Regions from separate parts of the Homo sapiens genome. Here all the other regions are linked to region 2. Evidence: read pairs that join two places in POLR2A ChIA-PET (ENCODE). Cell type or tissue: MCF 10A. All regions are shown on one strand. Region 1 overlaps GLI3 (GLI family zinc finger 3). Region 2 overlaps GLI3 (GLI family zinc finger 3). Region 3 overlaps GLI3 (GLI family zinc finger 3).

What was found. Peaks named below come from ENCODE experiments on the same cell type or tissue, not always from the same donor. Only the 100,000 strongest peaks of a DNase experiment are listed, where the experiment ranks them.
Region 1: POLR2A ChIA-PET joins it to region 2 with 10 read pairs; 2 of 35 experiments call an interaction of 5 or more read pairs at or near these places.
Region 3: POLR2A ChIA-PET joins it to region 2 with 10 read pairs; 3 of 35 experiments call an interaction of 5 or more read pairs at or near these places.

The regions. Positions count from the first base shown.
Region 1 is chr7:42,068,369-42,076,368 of GRCh38, forward strand. The region is part of intron 4 of GLI3 (GLI family zinc finger 3); the gene reads right to left. Among named protein-coding and RNA genes, the nearest start is that of GLI3, 160 kb to the right of the region's middle. In MCF 10A, no CTCF peak of the experiment used is centred here; DNase peaks (open chromatin) are centred at 1,903 and 3,653.
Region 2 is chr7:41,986,408-41,994,407 of GRCh38, forward strand. The region is part of intron 10 of GLI3 (GLI family zinc finger 3); the gene reads right to left. Among named protein-coding and RNA genes, the nearest start is that of GLI3, 250 kb to the right of the region's middle. In MCF 10A, no CTCF peak of the experiment used is centred here; a DNase peak (open chromatin) is centred at 4,664.
Region 3 is chr7:42,194,145-42,202,144 of GRCh38, forward strand. The region is part of intron 2 of GLI3 (GLI family zinc finger 3); the gene reads right to left. Among named protein-coding and RNA genes, the nearest start is that of GLI3, 39 kb to the right of the region's middle. In MCF 10A, no CTCF peak of the experiment used is centred here; DNase peaks (open chromatin) are centred at 3,487 and 4,367.

The sequences.
Region 1 (8,000 bases), 82 kb after region 2:
CCAAGATTGTATTTTTCAAATTTGTTTCAGTATAGCTCTCTGCCAAAACATCCCTAGTTTTCTCAGAGCTCCAAGGATGAGTTTCAAAATCCACCTCTCTCCTCCTATTTCCTTTTAGTGTGCTTAGCTTGCTTGGGTCACTGAAGATCCAAAATCTGGCTAATCTGTTACTTCATACTCAAAAAGTTAGCAAGCAGGTTCCTGGAAACATATCTGCTAACATTTATTTTCTGATGTGTGATTTTCCCCGGGGCAGGGATGGGGATGCAACAATAACAACAATGAGTGACAGGCAGCCCTGTGTCATTGGCCTTTGTTCCCCCGAGGAAAGGTCTGAAATGAACTCAGCTTGCAGTGTGGCTATAGGAAATGGCATGTCTTTGTTTAGGTGAAAAAAGTGGGGCTCTGTTACCTAAGTGAGGGAGAGACGGCCACATAGGAAAGGCTGCAGGGAGCTTCAGTTTAGGCAGTATTCACCATATAAACCTAACCTCAAAGTGTCTTCCCATCAGGACAAATTCTGTTAAAGTTCAGTTTTCTCAAACACATACTTAAAAAAATAAATAAAATGACAACAGTAAATTTCTGTTTTCTTTGAAGCCAGGCTTAACATGAGTGGAAGCATTGTACTCAAAGAAAAAAGTCTGTTACAGCCCAGTACCTCCCAGGCCCCCGCAACAGGTTTGACAGCAGCCTCTATAGAGTCGGCGGCTTCCGGTTCAGTGAACGTGAATACCTCAGTCAATATCTGCTCCTGGACCGTGCTGCTGAGCGCAGCACAAAGAACACAGGAATTTTATCCAAGAAGCTGGGGCTCAGACTCTGAATATACACTATAATTAGGGCCTGCTTTCTCTGCAACTGAGGACCGAATTCAGTATTTCAGTCATTAGAAATACTGCAAAACAGAAAGGAGTATACACCCTTTGAGTACAATTTATCTGTTTTGTGGTTGTTTCTTAACGCAAAGTAAAGTGTGTATCGGCGGATCTGGATTTATGTGCCCGCTCATCAGAATTTTAAAAGTTTAGGAATTGAAACTCAACCATCTTTTCCTAACTATGAGGAAACTATGTATGTAGGTGGCCTAAGATAGTTCTTGAAAATTAGGCAGGACTTAAACTTTTTCAGTTAATCACGAGAAATGATAACCAAATAATAAGACATTTATTTTTTGATTTGACATGATATGCAGTGAAAAATGTGAACAATAGCAGTAGAAAAGCATAAAAGTAGAAAACATGACACATGGCATTGCTCATAAAAAAGAGAAAAATAAAGCAGAGAAAGAAGTACAGAGTGAAGATGGAGAGGGGGTGTTATTTTAGACCAAGGTTGGCAAACTTTTATCTTTCAGGCATTCCAGGTCATATTCTCTGTCACAGTTACTCAACTCTGCCCTTGTATTGCTAAAGCTGCCACAGATAATACTAAATAAGGAATGTCACTGTGTTCCAATAAAACTTTATTGACAAAAACAGGCCATGAACCGTATTTGGCCCATAGGCCACAGTTTGCCAATCCCTGTTTTAAGTAGTTGTTCACAGAAGACCTCTCTGAGAAGCAGAAACTGAGCAGGGAAATGTGTGAAGGGAGGGAGCAAGCCATAGGTATCTGAAGGAAGAAGGCTCTACGCAGATACACATTGTGTTCTAACATGGCTTCCCTTCTATTGGGTTTACCGCTATAATCACTAATTATTATCTACCCATGTTCTAACAGAGTCTTCTCAAATGTGATTAAGTATTGGTCAACACTCCACCCAGTTGATGAATCACAATTTACCAAACCACTCCAGTGGCTGAATATGTAAACTGTTCTATTGTATAGTGTCATACATTCTACAGCAGCAAAGACTGATAAGCATCTCATTTTTGGGTTACTCAATAGGTACATTAGGTCAAAAGGCCTGAACGTGGCTTTTTATGGCTCTTCGCACACTGCTGTATTTCCACCTTGGGAATTTGCAGAAGACAATGACAGCCAGTAACACTGAAAACTTCCTATCAGGTACTGTTAGAAATAGTTGTGCTCATCCAGGAAGTAGAAACTAGAGCAGCCAAGTCTGTGGTCTTCATTTTCACTAGCAAGGCATGGAAGTCCGGAGCAAGGGTGTGGAGTCTGATGCCTGGGTTAACTCAAGGGCACTACCTACTTGTAAGCTGAGTAACTTCTCTATGTCAAGGTTTCCATGTCTTTAAAATGAGACTAATAACTCCAGCATAGAGTTGTTATAAATATTAACACACATAAATATTATGACTACATAAAGTCTTTAATATTGTGCTTAGCCTATAGTAAGTATTCAAAAATGTCAGCTATGGTCATGATTATATACTTTTTCATCTGAATTATCTATTCATCTCTTTTTTGCCCTTATCTTTGATATTGCTATGGTCTTCTTAAATTGTTCATTTAAGATGGCTAATTTCATTCATTTTATTTCCATGTGTCGGCTCTGGAAAGCAGCAATACATTAAATAGCACTCAGTCATATAAGGGGACCAGTAACTGCTTTAATATCAGGAAATTAGTTTGACAGTGGAGAGCATCTGATGTGGCAATAGCTACTATTAATAGAATCTATTCTATCAAAAGTAGTCACTGAGCTTTTATTTTTTGAATCCTAGCTTGTTGGCACGAGGTGACACACTCAAACAGAAACAAAAGAAAAATGATGGTCATAGCAGTGACCCTATTATTTTTATCATCATTAAAAATAATATTTATTTAGGAGCTACCATATGTAGAGCATGGGCTCAGCCTAGCAAATGCAAAGAAATACACAGATCGTCTTCACCCTGAGAGATGTAATTATAATTTAGTTCATGTTTTCTTTTTCTTTTTTGGGGGGGCGGTGGGGAGTGTTTTAGGGTTTGCTACAGTATTTGCTAGACTTTGCAATTTGATATGTCATTACACTTTACCAGTCTTAATAATGTTATGGTAAAGCACAAACACTGGGTGGAGGAGGCGGGGGGAAACTTTCCTTTGTTAATTTTAAGTTACACTATTAAAATATTCCAAACTAGTTTTGACCCCAAATATAATTATAAGGTTTTACTAAATCTCCATATTTTACCGGAAACTTCCCTAAGAATGCAACGAATGAAATCACTATTACATGAACAGGCCCAATATAGTGTTTTCAGTAAGCAGCTAGACTGAAGAGGCTCCTTTGGAATAAGTATGTGAGCTCTCAGTAAAGATAATACCAGGACAAGCAACGTGCTAAATTTAGGGGAGGGGAACTCAGTAGTAGCCCTGGTCATCTACTTACTATTTCCTTCTCTAAGCTTTTACCATAATGATATACCTTTTCTTAGAGCTTTTTCTCTCTGGGAAGAAATGTATTTATTCATATGCCAAACTTGCCTCTCATCTCCCTGCTCTCATCCCTAACAGGCAGCCATAATTACGGGGGCGAGGCCTTACCTATTTCCAGTGCACTCTGTCTCACAGCTGATATTAATGATCTTCATAATACTGAGTCCTCTCCCTGAGGTGAAGGGAGGTGGCCACTTTTAGTGGGAAGAACAGCTCTCCTTACTTAGGTGGAATGATTCCAGAGAGTGTCAGGCAGCCTTGGAAGGAGACACATTGACTCAACAAAGAAAAAAAAAGGGCTGACGTACAGAACAGAACATGAGTGCTCATTTTCCCTAAGACAGAAAAGCTGGTTTTCGAAAGTGGATTAGTAAAGTGGATGGTGAAATGCAACAGCCTTTATGTGAGCTGGCTTGGGGTGCAGTACTGTTCACATCCACAGCACAAAGCAAGAGCAGCTCACAGCTCGACTGGCAAGAAGATTGGTGGGGCTTAATTATTGCAATGGATTAGTAACCAAGGACCCTGCTTTGGAAAATGAATTGCAGATCTCAGTATGAAACAGAAAGACAGTTCGAAATTCAATTAATACTGGTCCATAAATTAGAAAACCTTGGCTCAGAAAGATTGTACATAAGGGCTACATTTCTTTTTCCCAAGAAAAATCCAAAATGAATGAAATCAAATTGGAATTTAAAGCTACTTTATAATTTGGGTTTCTACAAATACACCATGCCTACTTTTAAAAAGGAAGCATGCTTAATTGAGTTCTAACACTAAAAAACAAAAAACACACACTCAAAATGCAAGAGAGAAAGTACTTTAATTATTACTGTGGAAAGTAGCCACTTGACAATGCAATTGTATTCTGGGGTAGTAGGCTGTAATATACCAATTGCCTACATTCCCAAGTGAAATTTTAAAAATTAGTACTTATTTTTAGCCTAGCAGGCATCATTTGTTCCCATAGAATACAGTAGTGTCTCCTCGAGTTAGGGAAGGAACAGCCCTGATGTCAACAATGCAAGGCAGGAAATACAGAGACCAAGAAGTAAAAATATACACATAAAATAAGAGTATGTGTGTATAGATTCAGGTTCTTTCATTAATGCACAAAATAATCTCAGTAATAAAGTAGACTCACTCTGATATTTTTTCTAAAACATTATACTTCTTGCAATCTAGCTTAACAAGTCTCTCAAAGGATTTGAGAGAGAGGGAGAGAGAGCAACATTCCATTTGTTTATTGGGCCTAAGACCTGGTGAATTCAGTGGAGAATAACTTTCCGAGGAAACGGGAAGATTCCTCATATCCAGTGTTTCTTAATTTTCAAATTACTTGAATTAAACAAATACAATGCAGGAATTGTACATTTTATAACAACCTTTACGTGACAACTCAGAGAATAATACTACTTATATTCCAGGTCCTACTTAGAAGTTCTGAGTCTAAATTCACAATTTTGATTTAAGAAACAAAATGCCAATAAATTATAAATTATTTCTAGTGATGTATTTGAATCCATTCAAGTTTCTATACTCATTCTACACTGCCTAACCATAAACTGTGGATAACACCGTAAGAATAAGCAGGGCAAGCTGAAGGCATTCCGTTTAGCAAACTGGGTTCTTTAACACAAACTGACGTATTTCCGTACATATTTATAAGGCTTAGTGGTTATTATTAGTCTGTAATTGCAGTTGTTCTAACACCTAATAAGCCATGGTTGGAAAAACAAAGGCAGGTTAATTTGTGATTTCCTCTACTCATTCAGAGGCAAATTAAGTGTCAAACAGCTAATACGAAACATATTTCATTTTATGAGATTTTAATTTAATTCTGCACCATATCGTTGATGCCTTAATATAGGGTGGTTTATCTAAAAAGAGGAGCAATTTATAAACCTCTTTCAATAGAATCTTTAATGATAGGATATGATAGCATAATTATAGAAGCGCCTGCCCTTCTTCTAAACAGAGATCTGTCGGCATTTCCATCAACACAAATCCTTGTTTTTAGGAGACTCGTAATTTAGTTTTTAAAGCTGGCACCAGAAGAACAATTGTGTGTACAAAATAATGATAATATCTCCAAATTTTGTCTTCTTAGAATTAAAAATATTGCAAAAACTTAGTACTCTTCACTTGATCTCATTTTCTATAAGACAATTATATAGCAAACAGTTTGGAATTCAAGTTTTGGATGAAGTGATTTTACTTTCCCAGGTAACTGATTCATCCCTTAGCAAATACGTGCTTTTAAGATTTCTATAACCAAGCCACATTTGCCTCGATTAGCCTCCACTTTCAAGGTGATCACAGGTGTCTACTTATCATACCTCAGAAGGTGCAAGAGCAACCCAGGGTCTCATAACTGAGCAAGGGCAGAATAGAAACTCCCAGTATTTTTCATGCCCCCCACTGCCTGGAATGCCAACCTTCAGCATTTATTTAGAGCTCTGTGCTTTTCAGAGTGCTTACATGAACATTATTTCATTGAACTCTCCCTGTGATCTGAAGAGGTGGGTACAGCAGACAGCTTCATTTCCACGTTACGAAACCAACACATGCAAAGGTCAGTGGCCAGAGTGCACAGCACAAGTGAGTGGCAACACAAGAACAGGAATTCGAGCTCTCTGACTGCTCCTCCACTGTCTCTCAGACTGGGCCAATGTGAGTGTCCACTGAGCACCTTTTACAAAGTGCCTGACCAAGTGCTGGGCACTGCCCCTGAAACTAGAAGGGAGCAGTGACCGTTAACAATAAATCACCAAGCAAGAGGAAAAGCATCACAACAAAGCTACATGCGAGTCTCTGGGACGGCCCTTAAATTAGGCCTTGAGGATGAATATAAGCAGGAGTTCACCATGCAGAGAGGGAAGGCCACTGAGACCAATGCAGACAGAATGTCAGTCACAAAGACACAGGGGCGTGACATGCCCCAGCTTGCTGGGGCCCACTTCATAAGCATAGCGTCCACCCAGGGCCCTGCCAGGATGCACTAAAACCAGGCAGTCCCAGGAGGCCACAAACCCATAAGCTCACCATTCTCTGTGCCCGCAGCAATGATATTCCCTCTCAGAATCTTCCAGGACTTGTCTTTTGAGGCTCAGGATTATCTATCAGCTTTACATCATCAATCTTTTTGATAATTATACATTTAGGCTGCTAGAGAACCATTTAGTCAGATGCTAGTAAAGTATCCAAAGCCTGGCTAAAAAAGCAGGAAGAACTAAAATCCAAAGAAAACCCAGCTCAACAGTCACACCTGAAATGTGACTCCCCCGACTCTGCCTACGAGGATGGTCCAGATGTGACGCATCTTGTCTCGTGATGTTATCACCACGGGCCAATGCAGGTCAGTAATGAGGGCCTAGAACACACAGTGGGGGCTACAGGAGGGCTTGCTGTTATATTCCGCCATAGAACCAAGACTTGGGGTTTTTATTGATAAATTCATATTTGAATTTAATTACAAGGCAAACTATAATGAATGCAGAGGAAATAGTTCAGCCTATTATATAAACTCATTTTAAAAAATTGCTCTAGAACATCATTTCTGAAAGAATGAAGAACTCCAAAATTCCGGAGAAAATCTGACTTAAATTAAGTACATCACAAAGGCTCCAGTCTGGGAGGAATTAGCCATCCATGTCTCCGAGGTCTATCTGGCCCTTGCATGCTCTGAACCATGGGGCAGATCCTCATCTGAGACCCATGTGGTCACATCTGTATCATAAAACCTCTGTATAATGGGGTGAATTACATGTCATGTTTCAGGCTGAACTAGGAATTTCCTTCCCTTTGTATAGAGAATTTTAAATTGGCCTCCTGGTTTTATTAGAGGGTATTTTTAGCAGGCTTCAGAACCCTGTAAATACTTACTTGTGTTCCAGTGAAAACTCAAAGGATCAGTCACAAGTTTCTGCATTCTCTCTCTATAAATACCCACTTCTCCTTTAATGCTTATAGAAGTCTGCAACACAGATTTATTACTTACCTCCAGGCAAATCTGCTCTGAAATTACAATTCAGTAATGGGAGATGGATCCAAAAAACTGTTGGTAAAATATTATATGTGTACTTGGGCATGTAGTTAGGATTGTTAATATCAATTAATTCTGTTCACAGAGGAGGACTTGTTTTAAAACAACTTCATTTTTCTTTGGCATAATATGTAATTACACAGCTGTAACTAATAGCCACGGAGATGCAATCTACCATCTGAATAACCAGCATTATTCTTCAAAGTATTATTTGTGCTTTTCTAACTTTACTGTCTCAGAATAAAGGGTGATTATTAGATATGAATAAATGTATATATCAAGGCCGTTAGCAAGGGACAGCCCATCCCAGAGAGTGGCTCCAATTATTATGGTACATGACAGTTTCCTGGACAGTACTACAAAAAAATACTGTTTTACTTTGCAACTCCACCATCCTTTATTTCCTCCAAACCAAGGAAGATGGTATTTACTTCCAAGAGATTTCCTTTTTCCTTTTCTAATGTATGTTATCACTAGCATTCTTTCCTTTTATCTTTCTGTAAACCATGTGCTCGATCACATTTGCCATTTTGTTTGGCTGACATTCCCATCAATCAAGTGACTTCTGGTGTACTTACATAGGGGCTATGAAAATTTACCATAAAAATTTCATTACAATTCCTTGTGA
Region 2 (8,000 bases):
CACCCCACCCCATCACCTCCCCAGACCTCCCCAAGGAAAGCTGGACTATGCTTCACTGCAGCAGAACACTATCATTTCACATTTAAAAACAAAAGTCTATTAAAAGGAATGAAATACGCATACACATTACAACATGGTTGAACTTTGACAGCATGCTAAATGAAAGAAGCCAGTCCAAGAAAAGATAAATACTGCATGATTCCATTTATATGAGTATCCAGAATAGGTAAATCTATATATTAAAAAAGGTGGGTGAATAGAGAAATTGGGGATGACAGCAAAAGGGTATGGGGTTTCTTTGTAGGGTAAGGAAAATGTTCTAAAATTCATGTGGTATTGGTTGCACAGCTTTGAGAATATATCAAAACATACGAATTGCTGTATACTTTAAATGGATGAATTACATGGTAGATAAATTATATCTCAATAAAGATATTACCCCCCACCCCCACCCCACGCCTCCAAAGAAAAACTCACAAAAGTATACTTGGTGATGAAGTCTGGTACCAGGAAATTGTGGGAGAATAGGAAGAAGGTTGAAGGAACAGCCAGGTAGAATGGAATCTGACTTCCCCAGAGCTACACCTCTCCTTCAGACTGACTGGGGTAGGGCCCGACAAGTGTTTTTCCATGGAAGCACAAGACTGCATCTTAATCACAACTTCTGCTACAACATACACAGACACAGACACAGACACACACACACACACACACACACACACACACACACAGATGGGTTGAGTCAAAGTGGAACCTATTTTATTTTTTTGAGACAGAGTGAGACAGAGTCTTGCTCTGTTGCCCAGGCTGGAGTGCAGTGGTATGATCTCAGCTCACTACAACCTCCACCTCCCGAGTTCAAGTGATTCTTCTGCCTCAGCCTCCTGAGCAACTGGGACTACAGGCATGCGCCACCACTCCCAGCTAATTTTTGTATTTTTAGTAGAGACGGGGTTTCACTGTATTGGCCAGGCTGGTCTTGAGCTCCTGACCTCATGATCCACCTGCCTCGGCCTCCCAAAGTACTGGGATTACAGGCGTGAGCCACTGCGCCCGGCTGTGGAACATATTTTTATGATACAGTATTTTCCAGTGGGTTTCTTACTGGCCTCAGTTAATAACCTGGGAACCTCACATAAATGACGACTTCTCTGTATTCCTCTGTCCTCATCGTCCAAGTTGTAGAGATGAGTGGAAAGATGGAGAAACCTGAACTTTGTGCAGAGTTGTTAACAGAACAAAGCCAAAAAACATCATACGCTAACATCAGTTCAAGTATGCAAAATAGTGCATGATTTGAAAAAGCAGATAGTTTCTAATCCATGATATATTCTAAAATTTACTAAAGATGCTTGAAAAATTGACGCACTGTTAATTCAGAATCTCTATCTTTTCAGTTTTGCTGTTACCTTGGATTATATAATAACTAGGTATAAATGTAAAATTTGTGACATAATTTATCTAGCTGACCCTCCACCCTACCCTAAGGAATGCACATGTCGCAGGCTCAAACTCATATAAATAGAATCACAGTAGTGACTTAATATTAACGTGACCTAAAAACTGAAGGAAATGTGAGTTTTTGAGAAGAGTTTCTAAGAAGTAAATATTCATAATATTGGTTGATGTTATTTATATTATTTAGGTCAAAAGGAAACATCCTCATTCTTCAAAGTGCCTTAAGGGCCCTGCTATGGTCTGAATGTGTCACCCCTGAAATCCATATGTTGAAACTTAATCACCAGTGTGGGTGTATTAAGAGATGGGGCCTTGGCCAGGCACGGTGGCTCACGCCTGTAATCCTAGCACTTTAGGAGGCCAAGGCGGGTGGATCACCTGAGGTCAGGAGTTTGAGACCAGCCTGGCCAACGTGGTGAAACCCTGTCTCTACTAAAAATGCAAAAAATTAGCTGGACATTGTAGCAGGTGCCTGTAATCCCAGCTACTCGGGAGGCTGAGGCAGGAGAATCACTTGAACCCAGGAGGAGGAGGTTGCAGTGAGCCAAGATCACTCCATTGCACTCCAGCCTGGGCAATAAGAATGAAACTCCATCTCAAAAAAAAAAAGGGGGGGGGGGTGGGGCCTTAAGGAGGTGATTAAGAGGGCAGAGCCCTCATGAAAGGGATTAGTGACCTTATAAAGGGACTGGAGGGAGCCCTCTCCCTTTCTGTGTGAGGACACAGCCAGAGGCTCCAGCTATAAGGCATAGAATGAGCCCTCACCAGACACTGAATCTTCTGACGTCTTGACCTTAGACTTCCCAGCTTCCAGAACAGTGAGAAATCAACTTCTCTTATTTATAAATTACCCAGTGTTAAGATATTTTGTTATCGCAACAGAAACAGGCTAAGACAGGCCCCTAATTCCTTCTAGAAACTATAAAAGTGCTCCTTCTCTTAAAATTTTGTTTTCTGAGTTCTAAGTTATTTTACTAAAACGAAAATGTAACTGTTGTCTCTTAAGAGGCTTCTCTTACCATCCAGTAAGTTGCCTTTTGTTAAAGAGCTTCTCAGAGTTTCTTTCCTGGAGTGGCCTGTATTTAAGTCCTATTGTGATTTTACATGGAGAAGTAAAGTGACGTGTGTAAACTATTCTAAGACTCTGTGCACATCGTTTCTACAAGTTACTGAGCAGATTTAATTTTATACCATATCCTTTTAAATATCGACTTTGTTTCAGCCAAATGACAACAAAACCAGTAAACTCTTCTTAAGCAAATTGATTAGGGGCTTAATTACCAAAAAGAAAGATATAGAGTTAAGCAAGTAAGGATTCAGTAGTATCTATTCTAGAGATACTTTTAAAAAAGACTATTAAACACAGATAGGCAAAATTATTTTAACTGTGTAGTCATGGAACGAAATTATTTGGAAAACCATTCTCCAAAGAGGCACCTTCTATTTCATCTCTGTAATGAACAAATCCAGCAAACATGGTAAGAGCCAAGGTTTCTGATTTGAGCTCTAGCCCCAAAGGAGGTGCAGTTAAATCCCAATTTCCTGTTCCACAACTGGCTCCTAGATGAGGAAAATAGAAAGGCCAGAGGAGCTAAGAAAGTGGCTATAAATGCAACCTCTCCGAAGGATCAAATGAATTTGTCACTCTTATGCACGATCATTCCTACAAGTCCAGCATACGGAGAAAGCATTACCATCCATTGCAATTGCATTTATATCCAAGTTAAGGATTTCAGAAGCCAGATTGTATCCCAGAACATTAAAATTCCCTCACCTATGGGCTTGGTTTTCTGCCAGATTCAGAAAAGAGAGTTAATGGATAGTTTCTCTCTACACTAATAGCAATTTTACTATTCAACCTGTTGTCAAAATAATGCTTATTTTGGGCTGGGTGCAGTGGCTCACACCTGTAATCCCAATACTTTAGGAGGCTGAGGCGGGAGGATTGCTTGAGCCCAGGCGTTCAACACCAGCCTGGGCAACATAGTAAGACCTCATTTCTAACAAAAAATAAAAATAAAAATTAGCACACGCCTGTAGTCCCAGCTACCTGAGAGGCTGTAGTGAGCTGAGATTGCACCACTGCACGCCAGCCTGGGTGACAGAGCAAGACTCTGTCTCCAAAAAAAAAAAAAAAAAAAAAGGAAACATAATGCTTATTTTCCTATTAAAACTTTGAAAGGTAGGACGAATAGGTATAATAATATTTATAATAGTACATTTGCACTTTTAACTGTAGGGTGATTAATGCTTGCTTACACACACACACACACACACACACACACAATGACTATCCCTAAGAAGAACAGAGAAGATTTAATTTTTAGTCTCCTTGATTACAAAGGTAGGCACAAAGTTTTCCTGTTGGAAAATCAAGCTACTAGGAGCACCAGTATCTAGAAGTACACAGAACATTAGCCTTTATTTCCTAATTTTTATGATTTCAGCAATCCACATGAAGCCTAAGCATATAGGTATTACTAGTAAAGGATCTGAACATGCAGTGTGATTCCAAGAAAATTCAAAAGTTAAGAATAAAATAAAAAACGTAAATGAAAAACGAGATCCAATTTGAATGGGTGGTCTCTGTCTTCAATGCCCTACGAAAGCAACCATACTCCCTCCACATCACTGAAGTCTGATTCTGAACATTAGAACAATCAGCTCTTGAACTGGCCTTCAAGTTTAGAAATTCTGATATAATTTTGATCACTAAAATATAGGTTAAAATAATCATAGTTACAATAAAATGTATTTGAATTTCAAGTAGATTTGGAGAGAGTATTTTTAATATTGGGAGAAAAGTTGACAATTCGTTTTAATGAAATCTTTTGAAGATGGGAGGTAGAGAAGTGTTTTTGGTACCAGCCACAGTCCAAACTACATCCACGGTCATGGCTCTCCCTGAAGGCCTACTGCTCGTCACATTGCTAAGGGAGGGTCTTACACGGTAAGTGCTGGGAGAACTTTCCATTGGCAATTAAAAATAGATTAAGGCAAGTGTGTGTGTGTGTGTGTGTGTGTGTGTGTGTGTGTAGAGATGGATGGTGATTGCTGATCACAGAAGCACAGGCACGTCTCAAGAACTACTGGAAGAAAGGAAGGAGGCAGGCAAGTAGGCAAAATTATCCCTTTGGAAATCTGCCCACAGTCCCTGCTGAGCTGACGCATTCATTCACTATTCACTCAAAGCTTATTTATGATATGACAGTTACTGTGCTCAACACTGAAAAGGCAAGACAGAATAAGACATGTCCATTGGATCTTATCCAAGGTTGGCTGCGGGAATGCAGAAACGAATACTGTCTAAAAATTAGCCTTCAATGCACGGACACATTTGCTTGGCAATTAAAAGTAAGCTACTCAGAAGAATGCATGATTCTTTTGCTTCACTCATGCTCCCCACATCATAGAAAACTAGCAGGCCCATTGCCCAGGGCTTTTCCAGGTTTGTCCTACCAAACCAAGGTGGAAAGCAAGCCCCTCCGCTTCGGCATGCTTTTCAACCTGTAGAAGTATCAACTCTATCATTTTTCAATCAACTTTTATTCACAAGCCACCCTGGTGTGCAGTACCCTCCTAAACATCTTGACCCCCTATTAACAGTACATCTAAGTATATAAAAGCAAAATCTCCATACACGCAATATGAGTATCCACTACATGTTCTATACCTAGATTGTAATTTTCTTTAGCTTATTAGTAGAAGGCATAGAGTTTAGAGAAAGAGCATAAGCCCAGACAGTAGGCTATAGGGATTCATTCATTTGTGTGCCATGGGCAAAACATATATGAGACATAGGCATTGTGCCTGAGTCTAAATAAGGTGAATGGGAAACAATGGGATAGGCACTAATAAAATAGTGAAGAAGGGAAGGTTTCATAAACAGGGTAACTGAGCTGAATTCAGAAGGAAGAAAGGGAGGCTGACACAGGAAAAAGTGAATTGAGGAAGAAGGGAAGAGAGATACAGAGGCCCAGTGTTAAGAAAAACACAATGTGTTGGAAAATGGTGCCAAGTATAGGATTGGGGAATGTGTGTGCGTGTCTGTGCATATGTGTGTGTATGCATGTGTATGTGTGCACATGCTGGTGAGTGGCTGTAGGATGAGTGCTGCAGAGGCAGCCTGGGGAAAAATTATAAGGGGAGTTGAGTGCCCTAAGGCAACCAGATCCCAGGCAACCAAGAGCAGGTTTTAAGCAGGGCAATGATCAGATTTGTTCTTATAAAAGGTAACTCTGGCAGCATCATAGAGGCACTAAGCAAAGACTGGGCAATGAATCCATCTAGGAGTTGCTATAATCATCCAAGAAAGCTGTGACCTTGAACTACAGCAGTAGCCAGGAGGATGAATAGTAAGGGGCTAGATGTGAAAGACATTATGGAATAATTTGTGGGTGATGAATTAGAGAGAGGAGTAACAGGTGATACCGAAGTCTCCAGCTTGAAAGATCTGAGACAATAACAGTATTGGAGGGCCAGGAGATTTGGTGACGATTACCCTTCTGTGTGGAACATATCATAGTGGAGATGCCTCCAGGACATCTCTGGTAGAGAGATCCCACAGAGAAGACAATCCTGGACATAAAGATTTGAGAATCTAAGAAAGACTGCAGCTGATGCAGGAATGTGGGCCCCTTCCCTACCCCATGTTATCTTTGGTAAACTAAAAAACACCTACACAGTATTTTAAAGATTTCACAAAGCCCAATTTGAAAACCCCTGACCAATGGAGACTGTACAGAGGATGAAAAAGGAAGAAATTGAAAACAATGACGAGACCGGTATTTTAAGAGATAGGGAAACAAAAAAAGAAAGTAAAGGAGAGAACAAAGGACACAGTAAATGGCAGGGGACAGAGCATGTCATCATGTGGGGTGTCTTTGGAGGACCCCAAAAGAAGCGATTAAGGCAAGGAAGTATTAAGTTCTTTGCCAGTGGTAGCTTGCCAGCCCCAGTAAGTTTGGGGGGATCAGACAGGAAAGACAGAAAATGTCTAGCAATATGTTGGAGTGTGGGCTTAAGCAGGAAAACTGGTTCATTTGAAATTACTGTGCTGGAAGGGGCTAAGGAGTTGCAAATAGAAATCAATATAGCACTCGAGTTTTAAGCAGTTTGTTGTTTTGAACCTTTTGTTTCTCCCATGCTGCCTGCAAAATTCAGTTCTGTGCAACAGCCTTTTATCAAGGAGGCCTGCTGGAAAAGTGAGACTGTGACCTCATCCCAGAATACAGATGAGTGGTCACCAGAAGTCAGCTGGATGTGTGACAAAGTGTCCGGCAAGAAAAAAGGTGGAGTGAGAGGAAACCCGAGGACCACACTGACCTGGAGGCACACCTGACCACCCCTGAAACAAGGGAGACAGAGCAGAGCCAGGGTTTTAGAGGAAAATGCCCTCCAGAGGCTGGCAACATAGAGATCCACAGCTGGAGACGTGTGGTCACGTCTAGGATGGGGTCACTGAGCGAGGATAACTTGACCTCTGGCAGTCCTTCTTCAAATGCCACCTCCTTACAGAGACTCATCGCCCCGCTCGATCCTGGTCCTGATGACCCCACTTACTGTCCAACCTCCCCATCCTTGAACTCTCCAAGCCCTACCCTGCTGCTCTCCCTTTTTTCCCGTGGCCCTTATCACTTCCAACACACTATAATTTACTGACTGACATTGTTTAATATTTATTGTCTGCTCCGCCCACCAGAATGTGAATTCCACACAGCCAGGGATTTTTATCAGTTTTGTTCAATGATATGTTCCAAGTGCCTGGAACAATGCCCAGCCTATAGTAGGAACTCAGTAAATACTTGCTGGAGGAATGTGTTATTAGAAATGTGTTATTGAAAACAACAAGCTTTGGAGCCAATGTGGTCCCAGGCCTCAATATACTCCCAACCGGCTGCCTGCCTTAGATTTGTGCTTTGAGAATCAGAAGCCACAGGAAACGGAAGCAATTTCCTGTGATTGCTCTATTCCCCACAATCTGATAAACCTCAGCATCACAGATGCCTGTAGGGTCCACCAAGGAGGGCCTCCTTTCAGACTATAATTTTAGACTGGGGTTCTGAGTTAGTCATGACATAATTCAGAGTTATCTTAGTTGGCTCCTATTTGTTATAAATGAAAAGAATTTTAAAATTTATTTTTGCCCACCATGACAATGTTGACATAACTGTGGGGTAAGGGTTCTGGCATTTAAATGGTAACCCTAACTTTCAATGTTATGTCCCACTGGCTGTAGAAAAAAATAATCTGATGCTTTATCGTAGGTTTCTCTTGAAATAATTCATTAAAGCATCAGATGAAGGAGGAAAAACAAAGACCAAGTTATCCTTGACAAGATTAAGCTGCACTCTATCTCACTGGAATTTGGGCCCCTAGCTATTGTTCTTGTGGACAGTTTGCACAGAGATTTCTTCCCAATGCAATGCTGTCAACGAATAGAAAACTAAAGGGCATATTTCCTCCTTAATCTGCTTGTGGAAATCTCATTCACGGAATAGAAATCTTGCCCCCTATCATGACTAACATGTTTGAAGAGTCAA
Region 3 (8,000 bases), 210 kb after region 2:
GCTTGCAGAAAAACCTTTCAGCTCACACCAACTCTATTTGTCCCAGTATTGATCAACCTCATCATAGGTACACAGACCACATCAAAATGAGGACAATAAGCTTAGAGGATAATTAATTAATGAAACAGACTCATCAATATTTACATTAAGAAAGGACAGGGCCAAACTTTAATGTGTATAGTCTAGGAAGAGTCACCATATTCTCAGTTAGCCAAGCTCCCAGGAGGCAGCACTTTTTGCTCTATCTGCTTTCGGCATTGTTGTCCCAAGGGGTTCAGGCCTACATCCAACTTTTCTGGCTCTGCTTCTTGGACTTCATCCTTTCCCAATTAACATCAACAGTTCCAACTCAAGTCTCTTTTCTAAGTTTCTGAGCTTTATATCCAGCCACTTGGATGCCCTCCAGCTTAACCTGACAAATTTGGGGTCATCATTGTCTCTAAATCTGCTCTACTCCCGTCTGTCTTAGCGAACGGCATTCCATCTACCCATGAAGCCCTAGCTAGAGAACCAGGTAGCATCTTTGACTCTCCTTCCTCCATCCCCAGAGTCCTACTAAGCCCTGTCAATTTTAAACTAACATGTCTCTAATGCATCAACTTCTCTCTCTGTCTCTTTTTTTTTTTTTTTTTGGAGTCGGAGTTTCACTCTGTCACCTGTCACCCAGGCTGGAGTGCAGTGGCATGATCTCGGCTCACTGCAACCTCTGTCTCCCAGGTTCAAGCGATTCTCCTGCCTCAGCCTCCCGAGTAACTGGGATTACAGGCACCCACCACCAGGTCTGGCTAATTTTTTTATTTTTAGTAGAGACAGGGTTTCACCATGTTGGTCAGGGTGTTCTCAAACTCCTGACCTCAAGTGATCTGCCCACCTCGGCCTCCCAAAGCGCTGGGATTACAGGCATGAGCCACTGTGCCTGGCCTCTAATGCGTCAACTTATCTCACCCCCACTGCCACCAATGAAGTCTAAGCCATCACCAGTCTGCACTTGAGTTAATGAAGTAGCCTCCTAATGGTCTCCTGTCTTCTGTGTTGCCCCACTAACCTATTACATACACTGTAGCTTGAGTCATATAACACCAATACAAACCTATCTCCCATCCTTGAACACTGTCATGTCTGCCTTAAGGATAAAATGAAACAGGGCTTCTTAGGCATTCATAAGCTAGACTCTATTTAGCCAGCTTCGTCAAAACATACCACCTCCCACTTCCATTCCCCAGTCCCAGTAAGGTGATTTCAATTGCTTGATATACAAGGTTCCCTTTTACCTCTGGAAAGTCTGCCCAACAACCCCGTTTGTCTGGAACATAACCTCCCTTTGTACCTGCCTCCTCACATCTGTTTTTACAGTGCTTTTTCTGATTCTTTCATAAGTTTCAGCTTGCATACCTCTTCTTCCAGGAAATGTCCCCAGATGCCCAGCTCTGTTCCCAATGGTGCCAGTGCCCCCACTAGGTCCTCTCATATCCCTGCAGTGTTGCTCTATTGCGGCAATCATCACAATTTATTAGTATAGCTTATTTAATAATCAAGCTTCACCACCAGACCATCTATTCCCTAAGGGCAGAAATTATTTGTTTAATTCACTCCCTCAGTACTTAGCACAGTATTGGCACATAGGACATACATGAAAAATACCTACTGAATGCATGAATTAATGGGTGGATGGACAGATGAGTAAGTATTCAATAAATCTGGTTTGCTATCTTCCTCTGGCAGGATAGAAGGGCCAAATGAGCAGACACAGTGTGTCAGTTTCTATGTATCTTGGCTCTAACTAGAATGCTACAATTAAATGTAATTCCTTTTTTGATCATTTTTCATACATGACTTTGTTGCCAAGTTGTGCAGGTGGAGTGTGTCCAATAAGGTAAACAACGTTAAACACAAAAATTAATGGGGAGAAAAGCAAAAACAGCCTCCCCTATCCTCACTAATATCCAACAGTACATAAATAAATAAGGTGGATCCCCAAGATTCTTCAGAAGACAATGCTGGCTCTCTTCATTTACTCATGATTAAAGACATTTTCATGGTCCTACAAAATGGGAAATATCTTTTAAAGGGACCTACCTCTCAATGCAGGTACATCGTAAATCTCTTTTAGCAGAAAGTGGTAAGGAAACATAGTTGGATTATCTAGGCTAGAGAATGTCAGTCAGCTCTTTGAATTTCAACTATTAATTCTCACCAGTGTTAAATAAGAGCTGCAGAAAATGTGGATGGGAGGGGCCAGCTTTACAGGAGACTAAATATTTTCTCTACCTACAAAGGCGTCCTGATTAACGTTGCATTGCAGAAGATGTACCTCCCAAAAAAGATCTTTTAAAAATCTACGTGTAAATAGAACACCAAAAAATATATTACACAAAAGCATCCTTCAGCATCCCCTTTTAAAGCATTAAAGATTAAATTTATATAGATTTTTAAAGAGGTCACCACCTTTGTTACTTAAAGTTCACACTATAAGTTTATCTTAGTTCCACCTTATGAACCTGGTGAAGACAACACTGCTTCTGACATGAAGATTCCAAATTTCCTCTAAAATCTCTGTTGGTACACTTGACAAGAGATCATCTTCAAAGCCGTTTCATGTCTCACTTGAGATGTTAAAAAATGCTGGACCTTTCTAATCAAGAGGGAAAGAAAAAGAAGGGAAGGAAAGCAGAAAGGATAAAAGAAGAAAAGGAAATGTATCTGAATATTGGTTGGCAGCATGTTTACTTATGGAACAAAATGGTAAAGAAGCCATCAAGTAGTATTTCTCAACAGAAAGGACATGGACAGGGAATCGACAATGTCGTGTATACATCATGTGCTTCATTTCTATTACTCCTGATGGCAACCCTTCAAGAAGTTTTATCCTCTGGATTTTACAAATAAGGAAACTGAGGCCTACAATGTAGCCCTGACTTAGGCCTTCCTGGCCCCTGATACTTAGGGCAGGACCTGAACTCACATCCGAGTCTGGCTGTCTGCAGGACCCCCGTTACTGACTGCTTTTCTCTACTATATGTGTCCCTCTTAACGTCATCAAGTTTAATCGGCTTTTCCCAGGGTCCCTAGAAAAATCAAGTCTTCACAACCTATCAACAGCTATCCAAGATCTATGCAGCTAAGAGTAATGACATAAAAATCACTCCATTTTTAGGCTTTATTTAATACACCAATACCAACCAATAGGCCTCACCTTGTGGATACCAAGATGCCCCGGCAGAAGTTACAGAGTTCTGACACTATGGTCCCTTTCTAGAGAAATGCAAGGATATTAACTTGGGCATCCTCTTCTTATTTTAATCCTCTGACTAACACAATCACAGTTAAAACAACTTGCTCTTAGAGAGCAGGGGGAGTTGACCACTGGATGGCCTTGGGGCCATATGTTCAAGCACACTCTGAATTCCTCTTCATTACGTAACTTGAAAACCAAATGAAATGTCGTGCTACTGGAGCACGGAGCCCTTACTCAGTACAGAGAAGGATGGGGGCCTTTGTCACCTGAAATTCACCACTTTGCTATGTTCCGGTCAGCGGGAGGTACAGTTCGCTACTCACAGGCCTAAAAGCAGTGTCGGGCTTAGCTACCCCAGACAGGAGAGTCAGCGCCTGCTCATGCATTGAGACTGAAACAATGGTCTGGGCGTCACAGCAGCTGTGCAAATCCCTGAAAATTCAGTCCACGTTAACGCAAGGCTCTCGCTCTACATAACCTTCAGGAAGCCCACGTTGATGTGTTTAAAGGGAACCAGTCAAAGATGGTGAATCAGACTGGAGGCAGGGAGCAGAGAATCATGATTCGGGTACATATAGGTGTGGCCGCCCCAAATAAATGGCCCAAGCATCTACTCTGCAAACGCATCTTAACCCAAAGCTAGACTGGAGCATTTTATTCCCTGAAGGGAGTAAAAATTATCCTAAATTCTTCCAGGTGTGGCTTAAGGTCATTTTTATACCTACTCATTCATTCCACAAATATTTATTGAGCCCCTGCACTGTGGCGGCCCCTGTTCCAAGCACTGAGACACTATGTGAAGGACACAGGACAGGCTCATGGTTCTTACATTCTGCACAGAGACAGAAAGTAAACACGCAAATGTGCAAAAAATGGAATAACTGCATTGAGTGATTGGTTCCTTAAAGGAAAAATGAAGGGAAATGTGACGGGAAGCCCTGGGCCAGGGCAGGTTCGGAGCTTCAGAGAGGCAGTCAAGTGTCTGAGGCTGGAGAGTGAGAAGGATCCAGGAGCACAAGCGAGAAAACACTCACCATGAGGTGAGCTTTCCCAACTCCACTGCTTGCCTGAGGAGCCGTCCTGAGATCTCCGTTGCAGAGCCAATCCTGGGGATGCTGAGCTCCGGGGATGTGGGAGGACTGCATGACTGTACTCACAGGCCAGGACAAGTTCTGTTTATTTTCCAAACACCCTCTACCTCATCTGAAGGTGGTTTGGCAAGACCTGGAATCAGGGCCTTCTAGGCAAATGGCTGTGACCTTCCTAAAGGTATCAAGACTGTAGAACTTCCCTTAAGGGATTAATGTAGTATCTAAAATTTTTAAAAATCAGTACTTCCCTCTAGGGCGCAACTTTGATACCTCCTTGAGATGCATATGCACACACACACATACACACACACACACAAACACACAGGCGGCACACACAGATTAACTCTCTTGCAGAAAAAAAATGTTAGATGGTGGCACTTTAAAAACAACCAGATGAGACATAATTAATGGTGTCAAAAACACATAACTTAAAATACTCAAACTCTAAGAAAAAGTTTCTTTTTTTTTTTTTTAACTAAAAAGAAAAGACTTGGGACAATTTCACTGCCAACTAAAATGACAAGGCATTTTTTCCCCAAAATTTATTATGATGATAGATAACAAATGGCATCTATAAAGCAGTCAGTTAACAACGAGAAACAAAAGAAGAATACACTGAGAATACTAGGAACAGAGTTATAAAAATGCCAGTTAGACATGCAAGAAGCAGCAGGGCTTTGAAAACGCACAAAGCTGGATCCAAATGTTAGATGTGGTTTTAGCTACTCACCGCAAAGCTGGGTTACTAACATTTCTAAAATTTCTGAAAATGATTTTCAGGCCTCTAGCCTGCTTTGGAGCAGATGAAAATTTTCCATTGTTGATCCACAGACATTAGTATGCAAGGTAAATAACAGGCATCAGGCAAGATATCTATTTCTAATAAGTTTACAGAAAGCACATTAAAAGCCCGTTAGAACTCTGATTTACCTCAATACACACAGGCAGAAAACCAGAGTACGGGCACACAAGCAGGACTCCCCTTCCAGTTCCCCTGTCTCACCAAGCAGGTTACAGTCCCAGCTGGGGCAGACAGCTCTACCTCAACTGCTTTCGTTTTTACAGTGAGTTTTTATATGCAATGGTTGTCATGCAAAAGTAGAAGGTGAACAAAAGACTGTATATATGTGCGTGTATGTGTGTGAGCACACGTGTGTCCTCTCCTTTCACCTTAGCCTAATAGCTGGACAACATGGTGAGCTCTTTGAGGGCAGGAGCCATGTCCTATCGGATTTATCCTGTGATGATGGGCTGAGGCCAAGGAGAAGATATTTAATAAAGATAAATATAAAGACCTATACCTGGCCAGGTGTGGTGGCTCACACCTGTAATCCCAGCACTTTGCGAGGTCGAGGCAGGCGGATCACATAAGGTCAGGAGTTCGAGACCAGCCTGGCCTACATGGTGAAACCCCGTCTCTACTAAAAATACAAAAATTAGCCAGGCATGGTGGTGGGCACCTGCAGTCCCAGCTACTAGGGAGGCTGAGGCAGAAGAATTGCTTGAATCCGGGAGGCGGAGGTTGCAGTGAACTGAGATCATGCCACTGCATTCCAGCCTGGACAACAACAGCAAAACTCTGTCTCAAAAAAGGACCTATACCTAAGGCCAAACAATTACTACTCAAGTCATTTTCAGCAAAGAATGGCAGAAATAAGACTTGGCAGCAGGTAGGAAAGAATACCTAGGATATCGCCTTCCGTCATGGAGGTCACGGAGAGTCAAACAGCTGTGAAACCTGGTTTCCTAATTCAATCTATCCCATTAACAGGAATAGTTTGCTCTATGGTGTATCCACCATGCCAAGCAGCCCACTTTATCCTTTCCAAAGGGACCATATGTCCAGGCCCAGGTGAACAGACAGTGAACATTCAAAGCCAACTCAGACAGGAAAAAGGTAAAAGGAATGAAGGAAAGAGACTTTGAGGCCTTATCCTTCAAATATTTGTAAGTACTTGCGGAAGAAGAATTAGCACTAACTCATGTAGATGCAGAAAGCCAGAGAACGCTCCACTACCTCCCGTATCCACTATTTTAAAGTGCCTTTGAAGGACACCAGGCAAGGAGGGGTCAGGCAGTGTTGAAGTGATGGGGAGGCAGATTTTTGCCCCACACAAGAAAGAGTGATAAATTATATCATTTTAAAAATAAAGCCAGCAAAAACAGTTTTCTTGTGTCTGAACAAATGCTTCTCATTTTGGACAGGCTGGTCTGGCAATTCCTGTTATGAGAAGGAAGGTCAGGCTTCAAGTCTTATCCTAGCTCCCTCACGACTTCTTGGGCACTGTGGGCAAATCATGAGACAGAAGACTCTCCTTTAGTCAAAACTTTTCAGAAAAAAAAAATAGGCATTTATATGTGGATTGGTTAAACCTGAGCCTGTGCAAAAACACAGGACAGACTGAAATGCATGAAAACCATTTCTAGGAGAACAGAATGCTGCCTAGTGGACACACTCTAGGACTTAAACAATAAAATTATGTGCAATTTAGTTTTAAGTAATATTAAAATTCAGTACAGTAGTCCCCCCTTATCCTCCACAGATACATTTCAGTGGATGCCTGAAACCACAGATAGTCCTGAATCCTGTATACACTAAGTTTTTTCTTATAAATATATACTTACGATACCGTTTAGTCTATCGATTAGGCACAGTAAGAGATTAACAACAATAACTAATAATAAAATAGAATAATTACAACAATATACTGTAATAAGTTATATGAATGTGATATATCTCTCTCTCTCTCTGTCTCTTTCTGAAAATATTTTCTTGTACTGCACTTACTTATTTTTGGACCATGATTGACCATGGGTAACTAAAACCTCAGAAATAGAAACCTTGGGTAAGGAGGGACTCCTGTAATAAATGTCCAAAACTGCTGGGCAATTGACAGAATCAGTCCATCGGGTAGAAACTGTTACTGCCACAGCTAAGGGACAGGTTAAGTACTTTATTCCAAGACCCAAAGCTAGTAGGTGGCCACAAATCATGATATAGAATAGCCCTCACATACACATAGACAGACACACTAGCGCAAAGAAACCAGAAGTCACTTTGGGGCTGTACTGTCATGCAAGGATGGGAACACATTCTGGGAAATGTGTCGTTAGGCAATTTTGTTGTGAGAACATTATGGAGTGCATTTACATGGACCCAGATAGTAGAGCCTACTACATACCTAGGCTGTATGGCATAGCCTGTTGCTCCCAGGATACAAACCTGCATAGCATGTTACTATACTGAGTACTGTAGGCAACTGTAACACAATGGTATTTGTGTATCTAAACATAGTTAAACATAGGAAAAGTACAGTAAAAGTACCGTATTGGCCGGGCGCCATGGCTCACACCTGTAATCCTAGCACTTTGGGAAGCCGAGGCGGGCAGATCACAAGGTCAGGAGATCAAGACCATCTTGGCCAACATAGTGAAACCCTGTCTCTACTAAAAATACAAAAATTAGCTGGGCATGGTGGCGTGCGCCTGTAGTCCCAGCTACTCAGGAGGCTGAGGCAGGAGAATCGCTTGAACCCAGGAGGCAGAGGTCGCAGTGAGCCAAGATCACGCCACTGCACTCCAGCCTGGAGACAGAGCAAGACTCCGTCTCAAAAAAAAAAAAAAAAAAAATACGGTATTATAATCTTATGGGACAACTGTCATATATGCAGTCC